Linked DNA regions of Mus musculus: regions 1 and 3 are each linked to region 2. Evidence: chromatin loops called from intact Hi-C (ENCODE). Cell type or tissue: left cerebral cortex. All regions are shown on one strand.

What was found. Hi-C counts contacts between places; a loop is a spot of excess contacts. Peaks named below come from ENCODE experiments on the same cell type or tissue, not always from the same donor. Only the 100,000 strongest peaks of a DNase experiment are listed, where the experiment ranks them.
Region 1: a loop joins it to region 2, with 2.9 times the contacts of the local background. A loop is called at or near these places in 3 of 42 quality-filtered maps.
Region 3: a loop joins it to region 2, with 3 times the contacts of the local background. A loop is called at or near these places in 3 of 42 quality-filtered maps.

The regions. Positions count from the first base shown.
Region 1 is chr6:24,466,780-24,474,779 of GRCm38, reverse strand. The region is part of intron 8 of Iqub (IQ motif and ubiquitin domain containing); the gene reads left to right. Among named protein-coding and RNA genes, the nearest start is that of Iqub, 44 kb to the left of the region's middle. In left cerebral cortex, no CTCF peak of the experiment used is centred here; DNase peaks (open chromatin) are centred at 3,712, 4,152 and 4,413; H3K27ac peaks cover 1,852 bases.
Region 2 is chr6:23,487,392-23,495,391 of GRCm38, reverse strand. The region is part of intron 8 of Cadps2 (Ca2+-dependent activator protein for secretion 2); the gene reads left to right. Among named protein-coding and RNA genes, the nearest start is that of Gm38775, 80 kb to the left of the region's middle. In left cerebral cortex, a CTCF peak has its summit at 3,365; a DNase peak (open chromatin) is centred at 3,363.
Region 3 is chr6:23,835,368-23,843,367 of GRCm38, reverse strand. It overlaps Cadps2 (Ca2+-dependent activator protein for secretion 2), which reads left to right and starts at 3,947. Exons shown (of 30, transcript NM_153163.4): 1 at 3,947-4,578. The coding sequence starts at 4,231. In left cerebral cortex, a CTCF peak has its summit at 3,143; DNase peaks (open chromatin) are centred at 4,774, 5,553, 5,831, 6,483 and 4 more places; H3K4me3 peaks cover 4,252 bases; H3K27ac peaks cover 2,102 bases.

The DNA of each region.
Region 1 (8,000 bases), 980 kb before region 2:
TGGAGGTGTGGCCTTGTTGGAATAGATGTGACCTGGTTGGAGTAGGTGTGTCACTGTGGGTGTGGGCTTAATACTCTCACCCTAGGTGTCTGGAAGTCAGTCTTCCACCAGCAGCCTTTGGATGAAGATGTAGAACTCTCAGCTTTGCCTGAGCCATGCCTGCCTGGATACTGCCATGCTCCCATCTTGATGATAATGGACTGAACCTCTCTGAACCTGTAAGCCAGCCCCAAGTAAATGTTGTTTTGTTTTGTTTTGTTTTTATAAGACTTGCCTTGGTCATGGTGTCTGTTCACAGCAGTAAAACCCTAACTAATACACCCCCCTTTTCTGAAATTGCACTCATTGCTCTAATGGGACTCATTCTCTTCTCTGACTTTATATGCAGTAATTTATTATTGTATCTAATGTAACCTGGTCTACATAATGAGGTGTAGGCCAAACAAGGATACATATTAAGACCCTGTCTCTAAAGAAAAACCTTGAAAGGGTATCATAGCTTAATTTTACTGTATATAATATATCATAATATGCCCTTACAACCTTTTACTCACTCACATACACACAACACACACACACATTTTGTATTTAATGTTTTATTTACTTAAGAAACAGGTTATAGGTGGAACAACAATATGAACTAACCAGTACCGGGGAGCTCTTGTCTTTAGCTGCATATGTATCAAAAGGTGGCCTAGTCGGCCATCACTGCAAAGAGAGGCCCATTGGACTTGCAAACTTTATATGCCCCAGTACAGGGGAACGGCAGGGCCAAAAAGGGGGAGTGGGTGGGTAGGGGATTGGGGGGGGTGGGTATGGGGAACCTTTGGGATAGCATTGAAAATGTAAACGAGGAAAATACCTAATTAAAAAAAAAAGAAAGAAAGAAACAGGTTAGGATAGCCCTTCAAAATGTGTAGCTTGTGATAGACTTTTGAGATTTTTCTTTTAAGACAGGGACTTACTATGTAGCCTTGGGATGACCTTGCACTTCATTGTGTAGACCAGGCTGACCTCAAAGTCACAGACATCCAATTGCCTCTGCTTGTGGAGCATACACATCTGGCCAATCATGATATTGTTAAGGTGAGAGATATGTTTTATCTCTAAGTCCTCATACCCTTACACATTCCTTACAAAGATTATCAATGCTTGTTTATGAAGGAAGACAGGAAAATATGGACAGACAATAATGGTATGGATTTCATAATCCAAATATAGAACAAGTCATGTAACTGCCATTGTTAAAATTCTCAAATAGTATCGTTCTAGAAAAGACTTATTTGGGGTAGTTTGGATAACAATGGTCCCATAGGCTCAAATATTTGGATGTCTAGTCATCAGGGAGTGGAACTCTTTGATATGATTAGAAAGATTAGGATGTATGACCTCATTGGAGAAAGTGTGTCATGGGCTTTGGGTTTAAAAAAGCCCATGCTAGGCCCAGTCTCTCTGCCTCTCTGCTTGAAGATCAGGATAGCTCTCAGATACTTTTCCAGCATCATGCCTTTCATGCCTGCTCCCACACTGCCAACCATAGTGATGATGGACTGAAACCTCGGAAACTAAGTAAACCTACAATGACATGCTCGCTTTTATAAGCGTTACCTTGGCCACAGTATCTCTTCACAGCAATAGGATAACAACTAGGACAGTATTTTTCACAGTCATAATTTGAACTGAATTTATAGTCTCCACAAGGTGCTCATCTTGCACCTGCTTTATGTCTAGGAGCTGTGGTTTTCCATGCCTGTAAGCAGTGTTGGAAATTATATATGTGTAGAGTCCATCAATGGAGCAAAGCCCAAATATGAAACTGACTCTAGAGTTGATCGATATCATCATCCTTTCTCAATGAAGTATGACATGCTAAGAAAATTCTTACATGAGTGTCATCCAAAGTAAAGATGAGATGGAGAGATATTGTTAAAGAGAATTTCTATGAGGAAGATCTGGTTTTGAATTCTAAATACTTCATAAGGAGTGGAATCCAAGGCCTTGAAGGACTCGGAATGTGCAGAGATCTGCCCTGTAACAGGGGCATGGTGGTAAGGCTGGGGCAATGAAGTAGACTGAGGAGACAGCTGGAAGGCAGGGAGGGTGTTCATTTGACTTTACTATTAAGAAAATAAAACATTAAATACCAAGTGCTTGTGTGTGTGTGTGAGTGTGTGTGTGTGAGTGTGTGTGTGTGTGTGTATGTATGTGTAAGTGTGTGAGTGTGTGTGTGTGTGTGTGTGTGTGTGTGTGTGTATGTGTGTATGTATGTGTAAGTGTGTGAGTGTGTGTGTGTGTGTAAAGTTGTAAGGTCAGGAGAAAGCAGAGCAACAACGGACTTAGTGTTCTTGTATTCTGAACTAGTCAAGCTGACAACCTTGTCACCACTCTAATGCAGGGTCCTCTAAAGTATGTTTTTTTATACAAAGCTGTACTAAATATCTAGATAAAAAGGTGGATGACTGAGGCTTTAGTAGGAATTACTTATGCTAGGCATGTCTGTCCATTCTGTTCGTGCTCCTGCTCATGCCGGCCCTCGTCACTAACATCAAGGACTTGCAGTTCATTCCCTAAATGTTGAAGCAACGCAATGTTGTACAGGACTCTTTAGATTGCTGATAAAACAGCTTATAGTTAATCCCAAAAGTCAGTCAAGGTCACAGTCAAGGTCACAGCAAAGGTCACAGTCACTTTATCTTAGATGCTAAATTTAACAAACAAGCAGAGTCACAATGCTACATTTATCAGCAGCAGCACTGTAAAGTAGACAGATATTTAAAGCAATATTTTACTTTTGTTATCATTTAGGAATAACTTAGGAGAATAAACATCTATATTTAGTTTCAGTTTAAGCTCATTTACTCCAGCTGTGGGATTTATTGAAACCACATTCTTTAAAAATCTTATACTGAACATATGATTTCTCTGAATAGTGACGGACATGTTTTTGTTGGGGAAATCTAGAAATTGAACAAATGGTCCCTACAGTTCTAATTCTTTTTTTTAATTGGGTATTTATTCCATTTACATTTCCAATGCTCTCCCAAAAGTCCCCCAGACCCTTGCCCCCCACTCCCCTACCCACCCACTCCCACTTCTTGGCCCTGGTGTTCCCCTGTACTGAGGCATATAAAGTTTGCAAGACCAAGCAAGGGGCCTCTCTTTCCACTGATGGCCGACTAGGCCATCTTCTGATTCATATGCAGCTAGAGACATGAGCTCGGGGGTGGGGGTGGTATTGGTTAGTTCATATTGTTGTTCCACCTATAGGATTGCAGATCCCTTCAGCTCCTTGGGTACTTTCTCTAGCTCCTCCATTGGGGGCCCTGTGTTCCATCCAATAGCTGACTGTGAGCACCCACTTCTGTGTTTGTTAGGCCCCAGCATAGTCTCAAGTTCTAATTCTTAATAATGATAAAAAAGTTCACTCTGAGGATTTTTGAAAACATTAATTAACTTGTAATTTAACATTGACTTCTGAAGGTTATCAAACATTTAGAACTGGCAGGTATACTGACTTAAGGGAATTCAGGTTATGACATCTAAACGGAAGGTCAGCAGTTGCCTTCTGGTTTTAATGTTTGGGGTGCATTTTAGCAAACTATATAAAGACATCATTTGCATTTCTGCAAGAGCTCATCCCTAGAGTTGAGGCTGTTCATCCCTGTCCTCCCCCCCTTTTTTTTTCATACATCATTTCTCACAGTCACAAGCTTAAGAAACCTGCAATTTCTGTGAGCTGTGCTGTGTACATGCTTTCTCCATGCTCTGGTGGCCAACAGCTAGCTAATGGGATAGAAAATGCATCTGCCTATCTCTCTCTCTCTCTCTCTCTCTCTCTCTCTCTCTCTCTCTCTCTCTCTCTCTCTCTCTCTCTCTGAGCTGTGCATTTAACAGGGGGTCATTGTGGATGAATAAAACCCTGTTGCTGTATAAAAGAAAAGTTGATCACTACCCAATGGCTTTTGGGGGGCCTAACTTTATGCTTCATTTGTACCCTTGGGGACCTGAGAATTAATTCAGGAAGAAGAAAAGAGCTATTCTCCCAGTGCAGCCATTTTTTCTTCTCCTGGGGAGGCCTGCTGCTTTGGAAGCCTTTGTCATCTCCCCACCCTCCAGTCTGTCCTGCTGTTCTTCAGTTGCTCTGCTCCACAGCCTCTGCTGCCTCATTTGTTGGCAGCTAAGTGGAATTTATTACGCTACCATTTCTGAAGCCATTTAAGACCATGATTGTTGTACATCTCTTATTATAGCCAAAGCATTCAAAGAAAAAGGAACTGGGGAAGGGAAATAAGCAAAGTTGACATTTTCCCTCATCAGAGGAGGTAAAAAAAAAAAAAAAAAAACCCTTAAGGCCTGCCTGAAATCAAAGAAGCCTGTACTTGAAGATGAAGTTATCAGTGTTGGCAGAAGGACAGCCAAAGATAAAAACAGCTTTGCTGAACAGATTTATATATATCTTCTTTGTGCCAGCTCTTGGAAACTGGAACTTCCTATGTAGGATTATGTGATTATATCATTCAGTTCTCTTGAATCTGGCTAACTCCTGTTTATTCTCTTAGTTTCATCGTAGGCAAAGCTTTCTTCTGAGGAGTCAAGTCAAGTGCTTGATAGACAGCGCCACCTTCACTGTCTGTCTGAAGCATCAAGCATGCTCACCATCTATTTCAATGAGTTATTTTTTTACCTTTATAGCCCATGAGACTTGAACACTTTTGCCATCAAGATGGCCTTTTGTTTATGCAGGGCCCACTATACAGTATATCTAATGTATAGTAGATACAGTAAATATTTGTTAGATGAATGGATGAGCACTGTAGACCCTGTGAAATATACACAATTACATGTGAAATTTACCCTTTATAACCTTTCAGGAAAATAAAATTTGAAAGCCTAACATTGTTGAGATCCAACTTCCTTTGACTTAGGTTGCTGAATTACAGATACAAGACCTGTGTGCTCATGTGCCCATGTGTGTGCACACGTTTGGGCGTTTACAACTGTAAAAGGATTTTAAATGGGAGCAATGCTATGGGTCCCAGCTATAGTACTAGAGAATATTTCTTGGGAAATGTAAAGATGGAGTTCAGATTTAAAATGTCAGCAGGGTTTGGACGTACATTTGAAAGAGCCTAAAACACTGCTATAGCATCTTGTATCCAATAGAACCATAAAAGCCAGTGAGCATGATAAGCACTCATTTGGAAGTGGAATTACACAGTGCACCGACTGCCAACATCCAATAAATTAGATAAAGCAGACATTTCAGAAACGTGTTGTTAGAAGGATTATTACAAATGAAATAGGTTACCAGCCTGCAGAGTAAAAGATGCTGTCCTTACAAGTGGTAGAAAAGAAATTGTATTTTATAGAACCCTGCTGTGGAAATTAGCATATGGAGATTAAGCTATTAGTTAGGCTAGAGGATATTACAGTATGAAATCTATCCTAATTATTCTTTAAATCTTTAGAAATGAGCATTGAAACAAGCATTGTAGTTGAGCAAAATACTCAATGTAAGACTCTTTCAGTTGCATTATGTGTAAGTGATAACAAATAACGTATCTTATTACTAACCCGTTTTATTTTTTATAGCTCTTCAGCCAGCTCAACTCTAGCCTATCAGCTCTCTAACTAATGTTACCTATTGCCCTGTTTCTGATCTGACATTATAAACCAGTGTTAGTCCTACAGTATTTGCCAGATCAAAATTTAAACTAAGAATCTGAAGCTTCTACTAGAGGTTACTAGCTGTAAGCAACTTTTCTTTTGTCTATAACTTTAATGATACTGTTGTTTTGAAAAAGTATCAAACATAATTGTAAGGGGTGACCTTGCATTTTTCAGTCTAACATGCAAACAATGGAGGTAAATTGATGCCGTTAACTAAAAATCTTCTTTATAAACTGTCATTCTAAATGCAGTGTGGTATCATTACGAATTTCTAATAATTTGCTCAAACACACAGAGAATTCCACTTAAATTGAAAATTAAACCACATCTAAGATTTAAATGGTTGCAATTATGGCATAAATCAGGATACAAGGACCCCAAAGCAATGACTAATTAGCCCACAAAAAACATCCAATATCTGAAAAACCAGTAATTGTGATCAACATAGGCTTGTTTCTGAAGGACTGTAATCAGGCAAAGAAACAAAGCAGCTTTTTTACTCTAAAGTAAAAGAGAAAACAAAATAGTTAGCTATTCCTGAGAGATATCTAGCTGAATCCTCTGCTCTTAAAGTCTTGATAGGAGGAGACATATTAGTGCTAAGCACAGCGGGCTATCCTTAAAAGCCATTCTGTAAGGAAAGGCTCCCAAGAGCAGATGAAAGAATCAGAGATGCCCACATTCCCACTGTTAAGAGTCCCACAGAAACATCAAGCTAACAACCATATCATATATGGAGGGGACCTAGCTCTGACCTATGCTGCTTCAGTGTTTGTGAGCCTGTAAGAGTCTTCCCTACTTAGTTGGTGTCTGTGGCTACTGGGTTGCCCAGCCCAGCCTTGATTTGAGGGTTTGTGCTGTGTCTTATTGTATCTTGTTATGCTATGTTCAGTGGATGTCCCTGGGAGGCCTGCTCTTTGTAAAGGGAAATGGAAGATGAGGATGAGGAGGGGGAGGAGGAAGAGGGAAGAGGGGAAGTGGGGGTGGGAGGACTGGGAGGAGTGGAAGGAGGGGAGGCTGTGGTCAGGATGTACTGAAAACAAAACGTAAAGCCACCCTGGCTCTGCATTCATCACACAGCCCAGACCCTGTACTGTGTTTCTGACCTGTTATCCTGGGAATTCTTTGATGAGCGTTAGGGCAAAGGTACCCCACCTTTCACCCCTCAATTCAGGATGTACACTAGGCTGGGTGCTATGCCACATTTGTTAATGGAGAATGAGAACTTTTGGTGACACCTGTGTGGTAGTGATCACAGTGCTGCTAAGGCAGTCGTCCCTCATATGTACAACAGATTGGTGCCCAGAGCCTGCGGATACTAGTTCCAGTGTTGCTCCAGTCGTGTATAAAAGGACACTATATTGGCTTCCAATGTATTTACATCCCTGTGCAGATTTTTTTTTTGTCTGCACATTCCCTTTTTCTTTGTAAAGAACTGGGGACTGAAGCTAGGCTATATGCTTTCTAGGTAAGCACTCTACCACTGAGCTAGATTCTTAGCTCTAGGTGACTTTCTTTTCTTTTAAACACAAAATCCATTACAAATACTGTGCAAATAATTTATTGCTGTACTGACTTGTTTAGAGAGTAATGACAACCCCCAAAATGGTCTTATCTATGCTGTGCCCAGATACAGTTCTTGTGGTTTTGAGAGAATCTTCATGTAGCTCAGGCTGGTCTCCAACTCACTATGCAGAAACTGGACTCGAACTCTTGTCTCTCCTGTCTCCACCTCCCAAATGTTGGAATTATTAGACTTGTGGCATCATGCTCAGATGGACACTGTAGTTGCACTTTGTCTGCTTTGTGAGTTCTTCCCCCCACCCCCACCCTTCTCTACTCTTCTACCCTTCAACTCCCTAACATTAGAGAGGAGAGAAGAAAGAATAGAGAAAAAAGGGTGACATCTTTAGACTACATCTTGATGATTAGGGTCATCATGTTCCTTGGGGGCAAGTTTGATCTTTACCGTCAGGATATCTAATTAATTCTTCTAGTTGTTTCTTCTTTGTGCACAACACTTAACAAACCGAGACCAACAGCAATCAACAGCCACCAACCCCTGACACTATTAAAGATATTCTGCTCTGCTTGCAGACAGGACCTTTAGCATAACTGTCCTCAGGGAGGCTTTGCCCAGCAGCTAATGAAGGCAGATCAGAGACCCACAAGCAAGTGTTGGGTAGAGCCCAGGGAGTCTTGTAGAAGAAGAGAGGGAAGTATTGGGGGAAGGGAGGAGACAGAGAGATCAAGGACACATAAGAAAACCTACAGAATCAACTAACCTGTGCCCATAGGGGCTCACAGAGACTGAACCTCCAAGAAGCATG
Region 2 (8,000 bases):
TTGTGATTCAACTCAGTATAGATGAAGATCCTGGAACTCACTACTGAGAAGCCTTCAATTTGTCCAGCTGCCTGGTCCCTGTGAGATTTACTGTAGAACTCCGCATCCATCCAGGGGACAAAATCATACGCCTGTATGAAAAGCAAGGAAGGGATGTACGCTCATGTGTAAATAATTGTGGCAAATTATTACAAATAAATAAAAAGTCAATAAAGTAGGAATGGGAACCTGTTGGGAATAATCGCTGGTTTCATCTGGGGCAGCTTAGTTGAAGTCACACTCTACATCTGACATTTGAAGTCAAGGGGAAGTCAGCAGGTGGCCAGTGAGGAAGAAGGGCATTTCTGTCATATGACAAGCACTTACAAAGGCAAGAGTTCTGAGAGGGCTTTTAGCTAGTGGTGACAAGTTCACTGCAGTTTGCCTGGAGAGCTCTGAGACTAGAGACCGCTCTTTATCTGAAGTGCTTAGAGACTAGCAGGGTTTCAAATTAGACATCAAAGCATACATAAAAAAAGAGAGAGAGAAGCATGTTCTAGGAACTAGAATGCTTCTCTCTCTCTTTTTTTGCTGTATATCTCTTTCTCTTCATGGATGATACCATAAGAAATAAGCGTGTCCAGAAGCTGATTGAATAGGCCCGGGACAAAGGCTGAACATGAAGTAAGACATGAGCAAGTTCTATAGCACTGATCACAAGTAGAAGAAATCACTCTGTGCCCTAGAACCTTCGAGTGGAGAAAGACTCAAAGCAGGGAGCTCAGTCTAGCTGCATTGTAAGGGAGCTGTGGAATAGGGGTGTCTTTCCTTTACATTAAATACGAATTTGTTTTTTCTAACTCCTCCATTGAGGATGCTGTGCTCAGTCCAGTTGTTGACTGTGGAGCTAAAAGGATTTGCAACCCCATAGGAAGAACAGCAATATCAACCAACCAGAGCTCCCAGAGTTCCCAGGGACTAAAGCACCAACCAAAGAGTACACATGGAGAAACCCATGGTTCCAGCCATATATGTGGCAATGGCCTTGTCGGGCATCAATGGGAGGAGAGGCCCTGTGAAGGCTTGATGCCTCAGTGTAGAGGAATGCCAGGGTGGGGAGGTGGGAGTGGGTGGGTGAGGGAGCACCCTCATAGAAGCAGGGAGAGGAGCGATGTGACAGGTGTTTTTTCAGACGGGAAACCAGGAAAGGGGATAACATTTGAAATGTAAATAAATAAAATATACAACTAAATTTTAAAAAAGGTTTTGTTTTTTTATTTCTTTTATTTGACTAAATCAAGATTTCCGTAATGGTTCTGCAATTAATGTCTGCCCAAATTTGGTAGTGATGGGAGAAAATAAAGAGGATAATGTCATAGTTTGAAAGTTTAACTCTTAAAGCTCAGGGAATCGCCAAAGGAACCAGGAGTGTTCTGTGCCCTGGTCTTATAAGTCAGTGCCTCCCACTGTGAGGAGGCACTCGGAGTCATTTCTGGCCCCTCAGATATCTCTGCAGTTCATAGCATGAATTCTAGAAATGAAAATATTTATGCTTTTCATCTACCAGATTAAAGTACTTTTCATAATAGTGAGCCAGTAAAAAAATTAATATTCATATGAGAAATATTAGCTAAGCAGCCTTAAAGTGTTCAGCAGTGTTGTGAGACCTGTTGATCCCCATGAGCAGGAACAGTTGGAGACTCTTGAGAATCTCCTATGGCTCCTTCAAGTGCCTGTTTGGTAATAGATTTAAATATTCAAAATATTTTCCTTCCATCTAGTTATATACATAAAAATCAGATTTGACCAACAACTTAACTATACACATTATCTCCTAAGGTGCTTCCTACATGGATTTTACTCTACTCAATTACATTTGAAAATGAAACTGAGAACTGAACCTTTTCCCTCCTACATCCTAGATCATACACTAATGCAATTTTATATAGTGGGTTCACAGCATCTGCTTGAGATGGAGTTGTGTCCTCTCAATAAGTTATCCTAAACTGGATAATTAACAGATGAGTAATGAATAATACAACCAAATGATAAGCCAGCCTTGGAAATTAATTCATTTAAAATATGGCACCGTGTTAAACGACTTCAACAATAGCTAGAGAGTTTTAGGCTTTTTTTGCCTTCAGAGCGTTGTCATGTTTTGAAAGGAATCCTCTGATGTGTTGGTATTGATAGGTTCATACCTATCCCCCTTTTCAATAATATAGAAACAAATAATTCTTCTTTGTGTGTGAGGGCTCTTACCATGCATTCTGTTTTATTGATCTCATTTAGACAGCTCATGGATCAGCCCTAATTAGGGTATAGTTATGCATGTGTATGTAGGTGCATGTGCCTATGTGTACATGTGGAAGCCAAAGTCAGGTTAGAAGTTTTCTCTGTTGCTTTCTATCTTGCCATTGTTGGGTTTTGAGGGGTTTGGTTTGGTTTGGTTGGTTGACTAGTTTGTTGGTTTGGAGGGAAGATCTTTGTTTTAGTTTGGTTGGGTTTGGTTGATTGGTTGGTTGGTTGGTTGGTTGGTTGGTTGTTTGGCTGGTTGGTTGATTAGTTGATTTGGAGGGAGGATCTTTGTTGTTTTGTTTTGCTTAAGACAAGGTCTCTCACTGGACCTAGAACTCTCCATGTCAGGCAGACTAACTGACCAGTCTCTGGAGATCTGCCTGTCTACACCCGCCCCAGCACTGGGGTTATGAGCACACCATCACAAGCAGTTTACTTTTGGTACCATGTCTCAAGTCACCTCATTGGGTATTTTTCAGTGGCATTATCTACATCATAGGTATACCTCCAACTATTCTATAAAGTTTAGTCTTCTTTGAGTCTGCAAAGAATATACCTCTTACCCTGTGCAGTTAAGGGTATACATAAATATGAATACAGGCAATGGAAATGGCATTTGTGTACTTCATAGAGAATTAAAGAAGGAGTTATAAATAGGAAGTGATGTTTGTTTTTCAAATGCTATATTTAAAAGTATGTGGGTTTTTATATAGAAAATAAAATATATCTGACCTAAAGTACCTGATTCTGATAGCTAATCACTCTGTAGCTACATTTTATTGCCTTCTTAAATCAGGACTATGTGCAAATGACATGTGTTTTAACTTGGAGAAAATAAGCCCAATTATGCCACCCCTCTTTAAAGCCATACTGGATATTTCTGTAAGAATCATTAGAAAAATACTGGGTACATGTATTTTGGGGGACTATTTTTATAGAAATTAATTCTAGCAACTACTCTAAGACAAAACGGGAAGTGAATTATCCACCAGATTTTCAGTGGTCAGCATTCAGTCGGGCCTTTTCGCTTTTGTACATAGCTGGAGAGTCTAAGTGTTCTCAAACAAATGGACGTCACTTTAGCATAGCCTAGTGGTGAAGCAGCAGTACTAACTGGAAACTCAGAAATTCCGTCCTTGCTTAAGCACAGGGCTTTCCTAGTTCACCGGTTATTCACAAAGACAAAGGTAAGGTAAGATGGGACTAGTGAATGACATGACTGGCTGTAACAGTGTAAAGCTACGTTCAGTAAGGAGGAAGAAGGCCACTGTACTGCCTGTCAGATTTATGTAGAAGCACTGTAACAGTGAGCTGTCAGAGGTTTAGTTAAAAACGCAACAACATTATGAACTAATAAGTACCCGGAGCTCTTGACTCTAGCTGCATATGTATCAAAAGATGGCCTAGCCCGCCATCACTGGAAAGAGAGAGGCCCATTGGACTTGCAAACTTTATATGCCCCAGTACAGGGGAACGCCAGGGCCAAAAAGTGGGAGTGGATGGGTAGGGGATTGGGTGGGGGGAAGGTATGGGGGACTTTTGGGATAGCATTGGAAATGTAAATGAGGAAAATACCTAATTTAAAAAATAATAAAAAAATAAATAAAAACGCAGACACTACTGCATATGCCAGCAAGATTTTGCTGAAAGGACCCTGATATGGCTGTCTCCTGTGAGGCTATGCCAGTGCCTGGCAAATACAGAAGTGGATGCTCACAGTCATCTATAGGGTGGAACACAGGGCCCCCAATGGAGAAGCTAGAGAAAGCACTTAAGGAGCTGAAGGGGTCTGCAACTCTATTGGTGGAACAACAATATGAACTAACCAGTACCCCCACCCCCGGAGCTCGTGTCTTTAGCTGCATATGTAGCAGAAGATGGCCTAGTGGGCCATCATTGGGAAGAGAGGCCCCTTGGTCTTGTAAACTTTATATGCCCCAGTACAGGTTAACACCAGGGCCAAGAAGTGGGAGTGAGTGGGTAGGGGAGCAGGGCAGGGGAAAGGTATAGGGGACTTTTGGGATAGCATTTGAAATGTAAATGAAGAAAATATCTAATAAAAAATTTAAAAAAAAAAGAAGTTTGGTTAAAGCTTATTGCTCACTTCTCTAATAAAAATAAATAGAAATCTCTTGGTTATATAACCACAGAAGATTTTTATCCCTGATAATTAGCCAGGTAAAAACCTCAGCCATATGTTCTAGAGTTTCTCTTTGTTCAGCATCATAATTGATTTCTTAGATATTTATCTAATGTACAAGATAGTTTGCAATATTTTGAAATTGTGAAAAATAAAATTGTCCACTTTAGTTTACATCATAAATCTGTATCTGACAGTGGGCTCATCCCTGTCCACGGGAGGCAGTAACTCAGCTTCTGACAGAAAAAGAGAATAAAAGCCTTCCCTGCTCTAATTCCATGCCTGTCAGGACTCCAGGCTGCCCAGCATCCATGCTTACCTAACAGGAGATGCCCTTAGGCTTTGAGCCCAGGATGTCACAGCATGTAGCTTTCAGCACACCTTTAACATGCAAGCATCACATTTGCACAAAGGGAGATAGAAGTCTTCTGGTAAAGTGGTGTTGCCCACATCTGACTTAGACGGGCAACCTTCAGCTACTTAGGAAGATAGCAGCACAGTGCCTAGATTTGCTTGGTGGGTCCAGACCTTTCAGAAAGCATCACTCTTCTGTATGATATTTGCCAGAAGAAATTGATTTCTTATTATAATCCTACTTTTAGTATAACATTTCTATAAGTTCCATTATAGTTCAGCCATATTTCCCTTCGTTCGTGTGTGTGTGTGTGTGTGTGTGTGTGTGTGTGTGTTTTGCCTTCCCAGGTCAAATACCTTAGTCTGGATTATTCTGACTTCATGCATACCCTACTGCTTTAACTTCTGGCCAAGTGTTTGCTAGACTATCAAACAGATTGACTTCTTGTCAATATACAGCCACAGAAGGAAAGAGTCTGTGGCCCTCAATAGACAGCATATTTATCACATATTAGTGTGATGGAGAGGATATGCCAATGACCTGTTTCTCTTCTCAGATACCTTCAATGTCCATAGCATCTTCTGCATATTAAATTATTAATAATAGTATTTTCAATTTTTAAGATTTAGGAGCAAATACATAGGAATGGTAGAAACCCTTTAGATGCAGCTTTAATGGTCACTAAGGCAATCATTAAGCCAAAGGTTTTGATGTGTTATGGCTCTCCTGGTCTCTCCTTCAATAAATGTTTACTCTTAGACTCAAATTTCATCTTTTCATTATTTCATTTAAGATTATTTTTCAGGGGAAAGAACTTGACATGCATTATAACCAGTTTCATGCAACTAATAATTATCCCTTTCTCAGACGCCCTTTTATAGACACACAGATATATTAACTACTTTTCAGAAGGATAATGAAACAAGGATGTAATCTCATTTTATTTTATTTTCAAAGGCACTTGTATATAGTTACATGTCATCTTAATGTGAGATGTTAAGTGGATTTATAGAGGAAGAGTAGATACTAAATTTTATAAACAGCTAATAAAGAGAATTATAGTGAAATTGTTTTCATTTTCTAAATTGGAGCCTTACAATAAAAAGTTTGTGGTGTACACTGACATGATGTCTGGAAGTTTGAAAGCATGAATAATTAATTATCAGTCCAATAAATGTCTTGGGCTTACTTAATGCCAAAGCATTGTGGAAGAGGTAGAAAGCCTATAGAATTTATTTTTATTAAGCATCTTGTGTGTGTGTCTGCATGGTGGCCAGATGGATGGCAATACAATACCAGTTATGTATGGTCCAAACTAGGTCAGGATACAGTACACTTGGGGGTCAGGTCTCAGTTCCGTTACTAGCTTATGTAAGCTGCTACATCATCTTTTGGCTTCAGTTTCATTGTTTTTGAAAGATGACAGTGGACTAGAAAAGACAGAAGGCTCCTTGGTCCCAGAGATGTATGATGCAGTATAAGTCCTTTTGATCCTTGTAGGTACATGCTCAATTCATTCTACGTCCATGGGATGGACAGTGGCTACAGAGGGCTCTGGGGACAAGGGAACAGTTTGGGAATTTGAGTTCTTGTAAAGCAAAGGAGTTACGCAGATTAACTTTTATAAGGCTATGAAAAGTTTTTATTATATATAAACTCTGAAATCGTATTATTCAATTGACTATACTCTCAGTATTAAGAATGGATACCTATGAGCTTTAGAAGGATATTACCCTGAACAGAACAGAACAATCAAACAAAACTAGTGGTGGAAATTTCTCTTCTTGCTCCTGTAGATTTTCTGTAATATCTTGTGATATAGTATATAGTTTTAACTCAAAATGTATTTATTCTCTTAGTTAGAATTCATTAAGATCTGTTTATTAAAATTCTGAGAAATCTGTTCTGATCGTATTCCTGGATGTAAGCCTGGAGTATGTAGACAGTTAATGTTTAAGATGTCTTCTGGTCTCAGGAACCTGAGCCTTACAGTTAGCCTAAGAATTCTGGGAAATGTATAAATCTCTTCGCAAATCGGTTTTCTCAGCAGCAAAGTGGCAATGGTAGAACTGGCCACGATGTCAGCAGACAGGCAGTAGCTACTACATGCAGTACACTAGGGGAGTGCAGGGAGGCTCCTAGTGTTCTGGATAGCACTGCTACTGTTAGACACTAAAGACAGGATTGGTGGTTTTCATTTAATTTAATTTTTTACCTATTCACTTGACATCCTGCTAACTGCCCCCATCTGGATCACCTGATCCCACAACCCTTACCCCACTTCTCGCTCCCTTTCCCCACTGAACATGTGGGGACCCTCCTGGGTCTTAAATTCACTTAAATTCACTTAAATTCTCTCCCATTTTCATGAATATGTTATTATTAACACTGAACGTTAATTATAAATGTTTTAAAATCTGTCCACTCGTGTGATACATAGTTGATCACTAGGTTCTCAAGTCCAGTAGCGTGATTTTTAATGGCATCTTCAGTATTTTTCTGTTTTATCCTGTAGTTTTATTAAGTTCTTCACTTAAGGAGGCATCCATAAGCTTGAACAGCTTACTCAATATTTAATGGCTAAGTGACTTTTATTTTGTTGTTACCATGGCACCCAAGGCATTCATGTAATTGAATATCCTAATTTTATGATATAAATATTTTATAAAAATAATTACTGAGAGAGATTAGCGCTGTTGTGATTAAAGCTCCAAAAGCTCCTTGCCATTGCCGGGACGGCAGAGTGCTGACCCTCATGTACTCTCTCTTCCATGAGGTCCCTATAAAAGGCCATCTCTACAGAGGCCTGCCCCACCCCTTCTCCACCTCAGCATATCCCTCTTCTCCCAGCTTGCTCTCCTTTGAATCAGCTTTGTTGTTTTGTTTTTTAAAGCTTGTGTTGTTGTGAGCAGGATATATCTGTCCTCTGGAGCATGCTTTCCTACGGAGTCACTTTCCATATCATTTCTAGAAGTTAGGAACCTTATCCTGCAGCTATGTTTAAATATAGCATTCAAATTTGCCTAGCCACTAATAGTTGTGGGGTAAATGGCCGTGGCTTCATTTTGTAATATTCCCAAAAAGGCTCCTAAAATAGAGACTAGGTGACCAGTACAATAGGAGTGAGAAATGAAGCATTGGGGCAGTCCTTATTAGATCATGAGAGCTCTGTGTTCATTAGTATATTAAAGCACTGATGGGTTCATTAGAATGATGTATGGTAGAAAG
Region 3 (8,000 bases), 350 kb before region 2:
TTTTTAAAAAAATAAAAATAACATATTTATGCATTTATTCATGCAGACAAGGTTTCATGTAGCCCATGTTGGTTGGTGTCAAACTCCCTATGTACCCAAGTGTGATCTTGAAGTTGTGTGCCTCCATTTGAGTGCTGGAATTACAGTCATGTACTAGTATGTCTGACTTAATACTCTCCTAGAGATCAAACCCCAGTCTTTATATATGTTAGGCAAATACTTTGTCACTGAAGCCCTTGCATGGCTTGGTTCTTGGAGATGTGACAAGGGGTGAGAGTGAAGAAAAGACAAACACAGAGACTCGGAGAAATCCTTGGTTCTAACTTACAGGCTCTCTGATGGGAGAAGCTGTGGTTCCCCGGAAGCTCAGTGTGTGTATTGCATCCCAGTGAATGGGATACAGCTGAACAGGGAGGCAGGGTTTATAGTATACAGAAAGATTAGCATGGAGGCAAAGCCAGTCTGTAGGAAAGCACTCTTCAGGCTATAAACATCCTGGGATGGGTGGAAAAGCTTCAGTGGATATTATTTTTGTACATGATATCAGCCTCCGAATATGGAAGACTTGGCCACTGCTCTAACATCTCCCAGGGAGGGTTTTGCCATTAGAGACATTAGTCTTTAACATGACTGTGCCCACATTAACACCACATGGTCACCCAGGTATTCACCATGCAGGGACTTCCTCTGCTCTCCCTCTTTCTTATTTCTTAGATGTCTAGAATGGAGCCGGCATAGTCCAGGGGCAGTGTGCTGTAATGCTCAACACCAGACTGTATGGAAGAAGGAAGCTCACAACCATGCCCAGCAGAAACAAATGATTTAGCCAGTTAAGGTGACTGACATCTTGAAACTCAAGGTAGTTTGTGTAATATTAGTAGGAGGAACCAATCTAAGATGCGTTAACATAATTTGGCCTCATTCAGACCCTCAGTATTGTGGCTCCAAACACTAAGAGCCTCTGCTCACAGTCTGTTCAGATGGCCAGTCATGCAGGTTTGCCAGCTGCCCCAGAGCTCCACCATCAGGAGTTGGTTACCTGAGCTTTGTTTGTTTTTTTGTCAATTGTAATGTGATAGCAGTTACACTGAAAACAAAACAAGGCATATGCTTGCTTGCTTCAGCTACATATCTACCCATTTTAGAAACCTTATTTATTTAATTACTCAGGCAGCCCAATTCATGACCTTTCTCTGGAAAGCAGGGAATGCCTCTCAAACAGAACCCAAGAACCAGGGAAGGGACAATGTGTCCACCCTACGTCTGTGGTTTTTCAAAACAGCCATCAAAGCATCAACATAGAACTCCTTTGCTGGCTTAGCTATTTTTCTATTGCTGTGAAGAGACACCCTGACCACGGCCACTTCTAGAAGAAAGAGTTTATTAGGGGCTTACAGTTCAGAGGGTGAGTCCGTGGCCATCATGGCGGGAAACATGGCTGCCAGCAGACATGGCACTGGAGCAGTAGCTGAGAGTTTGCATCCTGATCCATAAGCAGGAGACACAGAGAGCTACGTTGGGAATCAGCCTTTGATACCTTAATGCCCATACTCAATTTCACACTGTCTCCAACAAGGCCAAGTTTCCTAATTCTTCTCAAATAGTTCCAACGGGAGACAAAATATTCAAGTTTATGGACCGATGGCGGGGGGGGGGGGGTCATTCTCATTCAAACCACCACAAAAATCTAGCACCAGATTTTACTCATCTTATAAATCTTAAGCTATAACTGCCTATCAATAGATTCTACCTGTACAATATTTTATGGACTGAAATCTGTGCCTTCATTTGTTCTTTTACTCTTTTTCCTTCCTTTCTGACTTGTTTTTGAATATTTAAATTATGCCTTTTATTTTCATCTTCTTGGAGAAAAGACTACTACATGCTTTTCTGTGGGATCTCCAAAGCTTGGGGATCTTCGAGTTCTAATAATTTTTCACAGGAAAAAAATAAGCATCAAATGGAGAGAAAGTACTCAGCTGTCACACCAAGTAATAGTAGTAGTGACTAATAAAACTGAAAGATACTCTGGAAAGAAAGTAAAGAAAGGAACGACTGATTAAACCAGCACTCTTATGCCTTTCAGAATTGTATCCCCAGCTTAATCAACACTACATTTTAATGTACTGATTTACAATCAAGAGAAATTACAACAGAAAAGACTGCTCCTAGAAATGAGAGCCCATGGGGAGTCCATCAGGGGCTGGTGCTGTAGCCTCAGGTTCCATATGTGTACTGTAGAACTGAAAATAAATAGTGGAGGTAATGCTTGTAGAGTTTAGAGCAAAATCTGGTACAAAGGGCAATCATCAGAATAGTGCCACCTAACCAGGCAGTTGTGGCGCATGCCTTTAACCCCAGCACTTGGGAGGCAGGGGCAGGCAGATTTCTGGGTTCAAGGCCAGCCTGGTCTACAGAGTGAGTTCCAGGACAGCCAGGGCTATACAGAGAAACCCTGTCTCGAAAATCTCCCTCCTCCAAAAATAAAATATAAAAAAAAATAGTGTCGTTAATAATGTCACCTATCTGCCTTAGGAGGTTACTTTGATAATCACTTTGGATAAATACTCTCACAGAGTTTTGCAAAAAGTCTTCAAATACATCAATTTTAATATATGTACACACACACACACACACACACACACACACACACACACATATATATATATTTTTTCCTTACCATTGACCATCAGCTAGTAGGCATGAAACATTTTTTATTACTAAGGGACCAAAATCAAGGATTAACTAATGGAGAAGGCTCCCTAGGAGTAAATGCCCTCTTTTTTCTCCATTGAGGGACAGCATCAGTAGATGCAGAAGGAAAGTGTTTTTGTGTATCTAACCACCAAATGGCCTGGAAAAGTTTAAACTGCGGCTTGGCCCTGGGACAGAGAAGCTCAGGGCTGGTGGGTGCTTAATTTGTCCTGTTAATTCCCTGGAGATCTGCATCCTCCTTGCTGGAATGCCACCGCACACTGTTCCATGTGTTGAATGCCTGTTTTGTGCATTTCCCCTTCTGTCTGAGCTCAGGACAGAAGTTACAGAATGGCAAAAGAAACTGCGAGGCAGTTCTAGCATCGAGAAAATCGGCGCAGATAATTCAGCCTTCAGGTGCCGCTATGAGACGCCCACTTGAGGCCAGGAAAGAGAGCGACTTTGTGTTGTGTGCCCTCGCTTGTGCCTCTGTCATAAGCTAACAATGCTGGACACCGGCCTTCTCTCGGGTGTTTGTTGAATGTCTGTCCACCCAAAACAACCTGTTTTGTTTGAGTCAGTTCTATCTCAACATAGGAAACAACTGAGCTGTGTTTGTCAGAGTTTCATTTTTCAAACGTAAAATCTAATTTGCTCGCGGGTTTGCCGGAAACAACAGGAATACCTACCAGTTTAAAAGACCCCACCCCACCCCGGACCGGACCGGCCGCTGCGCCAACTTTTCTTTTAATGCCCGTGCTGTGACGATTACAATTTGGACTTCTTGGAGAGTGTCCCACTGCAACGAAGGGAGAGAGACTTTTTTCAAGTCTCCTAGAAAGAATAATACTTCGAGGGGAAGGCAGCCGGTCCCACTTTTCAGCACTCAGGTTTCACAAATCAGGTCCCAGCACTGTCCGGAGCTCTCTCTTGGAGACTGTGTTTGTTCCCCGTCCCTATCCCGCCGCCACCCCTACAGAAAGCCTGCAGGACTACTGGGTGCATGGTGGCCCGGGGTCGTCTGTGCTCGTCTGGGCTCGGCATCACCCGCCCTCTGCAAACTGCGCGCTCCGGGGCGCCCGGCACACCCGCCGCCCGGTCCAGGCGGTGGCGGGCGCGGCGGCGCGCGCACGCGCACTTCGCGTCCCCGCGTCCGCTCCTCGACATTCCGTTCCACGTGTTGCTCGGGAGGCGCCACAGGTTCCTCACCTGCGCGGGCGGCGGGGGTCGGCGGCGGGGCTGGGCGCGCGCGCGGGCTGGACGCCCGAGGCTGGGCGCGCGGTCCCCGGGCGCCCCGAGCGCCCCCGCGCTAACTCCGCCTCTCGCCTCCCGCCGCTCCGCTCGCCCGCCCCGCGTCCTGGCCGCGGCAAACACTCGGGCGCCGAACTCGACGTGTCCGGAAAGCCCGGGCCACTTTCCCTTTCGTTCTGCGGCCGCGGCGCACCGACCTAGGTTCCCGCGGACCCGCGGGGACAGCTGCGCTCGGCGAGAAGCCCCAGGGATCGCGGGCCAAGCCCAGGCGTCCCAGCCAGCACCATGCTCGACCCGTCTTCCAGCGAGGAGGAGTCGGACGAGGGGCTGGAGGAGGAGAGCCGCGAGGTGTTGGTGGCGCCGGGCGTCTCCCAGCGAGCGCCGCCGGCCGCGGCTCGGGAAGGGCGGCGGGACGCGCCGGGACGCTCCGGTGGTGGCAGCGGCGGCGGAGCGGCCAGACCCGTGAGCCCGAGCCCCTCGGTACTCAGCGAGGGGCGAAATGAGCCCGAGCTGCAGCTGGACGAGGAGCAGGAGCGGCGCATCCGCCTGCAGCTCTACGTCTTCGTGGTGAGGTGCATCGCGTACCCATTCAACGCCAAGCAGCCCACCGACATGGCCCGGAGGCAGCAGAAGGTGAGTGGCGGCGGGACTGGGAGCCTCCCGCGGCCACTTACCCCTCTCATCCTCCCGCCCCCGGGGGCTTTCTCCTGGGAGAGTTCAGGGCACCTGCTGCCGTCCTTCTGCGAAGGGCTGGACACTATTTTAGTAGGTCTTTGAGGGGTGTCTGGGACAGGTTGGAGTGCTTAGGTCTTTAACCCCAGCCGGAGCTAACCAGAGCTGGCCTGAACTGGCAGGAGCTGGCAGCTGCACCTCACCATCCCCAAGACATGGACTGATCAGCTGATCCCACCTTGCAGGTCCTGCAGTAATTAAACCTGGGCAGATTAGGTTGGGACAGGGTTAGAATACAACTCGCAACAACTTTAATTTGGGCTGCTGTGGGGTGTATGAGCTGGGCTTTGCCCTTAAGACAGACTGAGTGTGTAGCTAGATGAAGCAGGTGGAACACGGATACTTTCCCATAACAGAGAAATCTCCACTAGGGCAAGGGACTAGACATTTTCTTGGTGAATTAAAAGCAAAGTTATATTGCTAAGTTTTCTGTGTGGCTAAACAATCAGGGCATGACATGCAAACAGCGAGGAAGCTATGCATCCAGAGAGGCTATGAGTAATTCTAGGCCATGGCAGGCTTAATGAAGTCCACTGTTAATGACAGGTGAAGGACTAGCTAATGCTTTGCTTATGGCTCCTTCCCTAAAGATTTACAGAAGTTCTGTCAGATAAAATGTCTCCCTTAGTTGTTTTAAAACGGGACCCCAGAAATCTGATATTCTGTACCATACACAAAAGGAACAACTTCAATCACCTTAATTGGGTAAATGTGTAGAATAGAAACCCTTAATAGTCAGGGAAACCCTTTAGTGGAATAAATACTGAGCCTGAAATGCTCTGAAGAAATCTGTAACAGTCCCTTCCGCTTGTGGCGCGGGTGGGGATTGCCCAGAGCATACCTACATATACAGTCCTTCATCACTGTCCTGAAATAGTAACTCCTGCATGTGAGACCTTTCTTTTAGAAATTTGGCAACCTTTTGAATTGACTTTTAAAATAAAACTGTAGACCAGAGGAAGCAGTTTCCCATCATGCATCCTACCAAAACCGTCCTATTCACGTTTGTTCGTTCAATATTTCATCTTTTTTTTAAAGTCCGACATGTAAAAAAGCTGTGCGTAGCTACTGAATGCAACATCTTGAGTTTAGGGAGAGGTGGACAACTGTGAGTTTGCCTGAGGTGAACGATACTGTATAAAAATTTCCAAGAGGATAGCTCTTAAGTGTTCTTCCCAACTTCACAAAATCAGAGCCAACTGAGCAGCTATTCTGGAACGATCATTCTCTTGAGTGGTTTGGGGACATTTCTTTACTACTGAAGGCTAATCACAGAAGCTCCTCAGGTAGCCCAGCCTTCTAGCTCATAGGACAGTGGGCAGATAGAGACCTAACTAGCTCTAGGCAGTCTCCTCTTGCTATCGGAGAGAAGTGGGTCAGGGTAGCATTTCCCAGTAAGAGCCACTTGGCATGGCTGAAGTTGCAACCCTTCAGGTGAAGGGTGAGTCTCTTGGGGTGTATGGTGAGCCTGGGATTCCACTCCTACCCAGGGCCATCCATCCGTATGTGCTGCGTGTGTAGAGTGTGTAACAGCTCTGTCCGTTCAGCAGATGCTAACCTCAGTACTCGTTCTTAAACCGAGTGTGGGTTTTATATTTATGTTGTGGTAGGAGTCTGTACAAAATATATGAGTGTCATCCAGTATCTAGTTTCATCTTACACATGACATTTTAGTTTATATTTCAGTATATTAATATGTAAAAATCATTATCTGGTAAAAATCAAGAGGCTGTTTGTGTTTGGAATAGGCTCCCTCTAGGCTCCCTTTGAAGAAAGTCATTGGCTCCTGGTTCATTTCTGCTGTGCCTACTTGTAGTCTGTGAGGGACGGGGCCTCTCCCGTGGCTCTACAAATAATGTAACTCTCCTGGCTCTTCCTGTTTAAATAGAATGTTTGTTTCTCTAGAAATTATTTCAGTTGGCAAGCAGGTGTACTCACAATGCTACTGAGGAAACTGTTGATGTAATGTTACTCTGACATTACTAAAATAAACCCAACTTCAGGAGAGGAGAGAAACACTGCATGCGCTCTATGCAAGATTACTTGCAGTGCTTAGAAGATTTTGTTTTTAAATCTTGAGAGCCTCAAGCCCAATCAGATGAACTTCAGTGATTGATATTTTAATGGGGGAGGCTCTGTAACAAAGAGCCTAAGCGTTTATCGCATTCAGAAGATCCTCTACTTTTTTTTTTTTAAAGACATACTTCTTGCTGAAGGGAGCTGGAGCAATTCTTGGCAGCCAGGGTTCCCCCTAGGAAAAATAAAAAGGGAATTTAACTGTATTCATGTGCATTTGATGCACAAGCCAACAATTAATGCCAAAACTTACTTTAAGTCTTGAATTATACAGTTGGGTTTTATAAAAGGAAAGTACCATGATAATTGCAAAATCACTAATCCATTGTATACTTTTACTCTGGAGCCTCAAGTAGTCAGGCAGGCAGCAAAATGTTTGATTTCTAACCGCTTCCTCACCTCTCCCAACATTGAGAACTCAGAGGATCAGAAATTGAGGTCTGAAAGGGCCCTCATCCCGTAACTGAAGAAAATTCATCCCAGAGATAGGAGCCTGAAGCTGGAGGCCATGCCTCGGTTTTGTAGGCAAATGCTTTCACTGTTAGGGCTGTTTGGCTTTTAGGAGCCAGAACTAAACAGGGCTTGTTTAGTTTTTTGATTTGTTTTTGTTTTTGTTTTTGTTTTCACGTAGCTAATGTGGCCCACCAAACCAATAAGAGATTGCATTCATTTACTATGTGAAGACATTAAATAGTATTAAACTCAGTTTAGTGAAAATATGTATACCTGTGTTGTTTTGACTGGCACACTTCAGCACAGATGACTAACAGTTGATGCTCCTTAGGCTGGCAGTGATTATTGATGCAGTCACAGAGTATCCTGGGAGCAGACTTGGGTTAGTTTCCGTGACAGAGGTCGGGACCAGGTGGCCTCACTGCCTTACTGGGCATAGGCAGGGTTGCATGTAGGATGCATGTGCACCATAACAAAACAGATACCACAGAATGGCTCCAGCAGGAAGCACTGTGTGATACCCCGCCGTGTTCATTGCTTTGATTGTATTTACACCATTATAGAACTAACAATGATCACAACCCTTGGGTGGTTCTAGATGATTAGAGGAGGGATGAGTGTCATAGCTAGAAAAACACATTTAAAAAATGAAGCAAATTATATATATTTAATAAGATCATTGCTCGTCAGACTTTTAGAAAACATTGAAAACCTAGAGGGGAAGGTAACAAATGAGGTCCTTCGTGGTTGGGGAAACTGTGACGAGCACTTTGGCCAACATAGAAGAGAAGTCT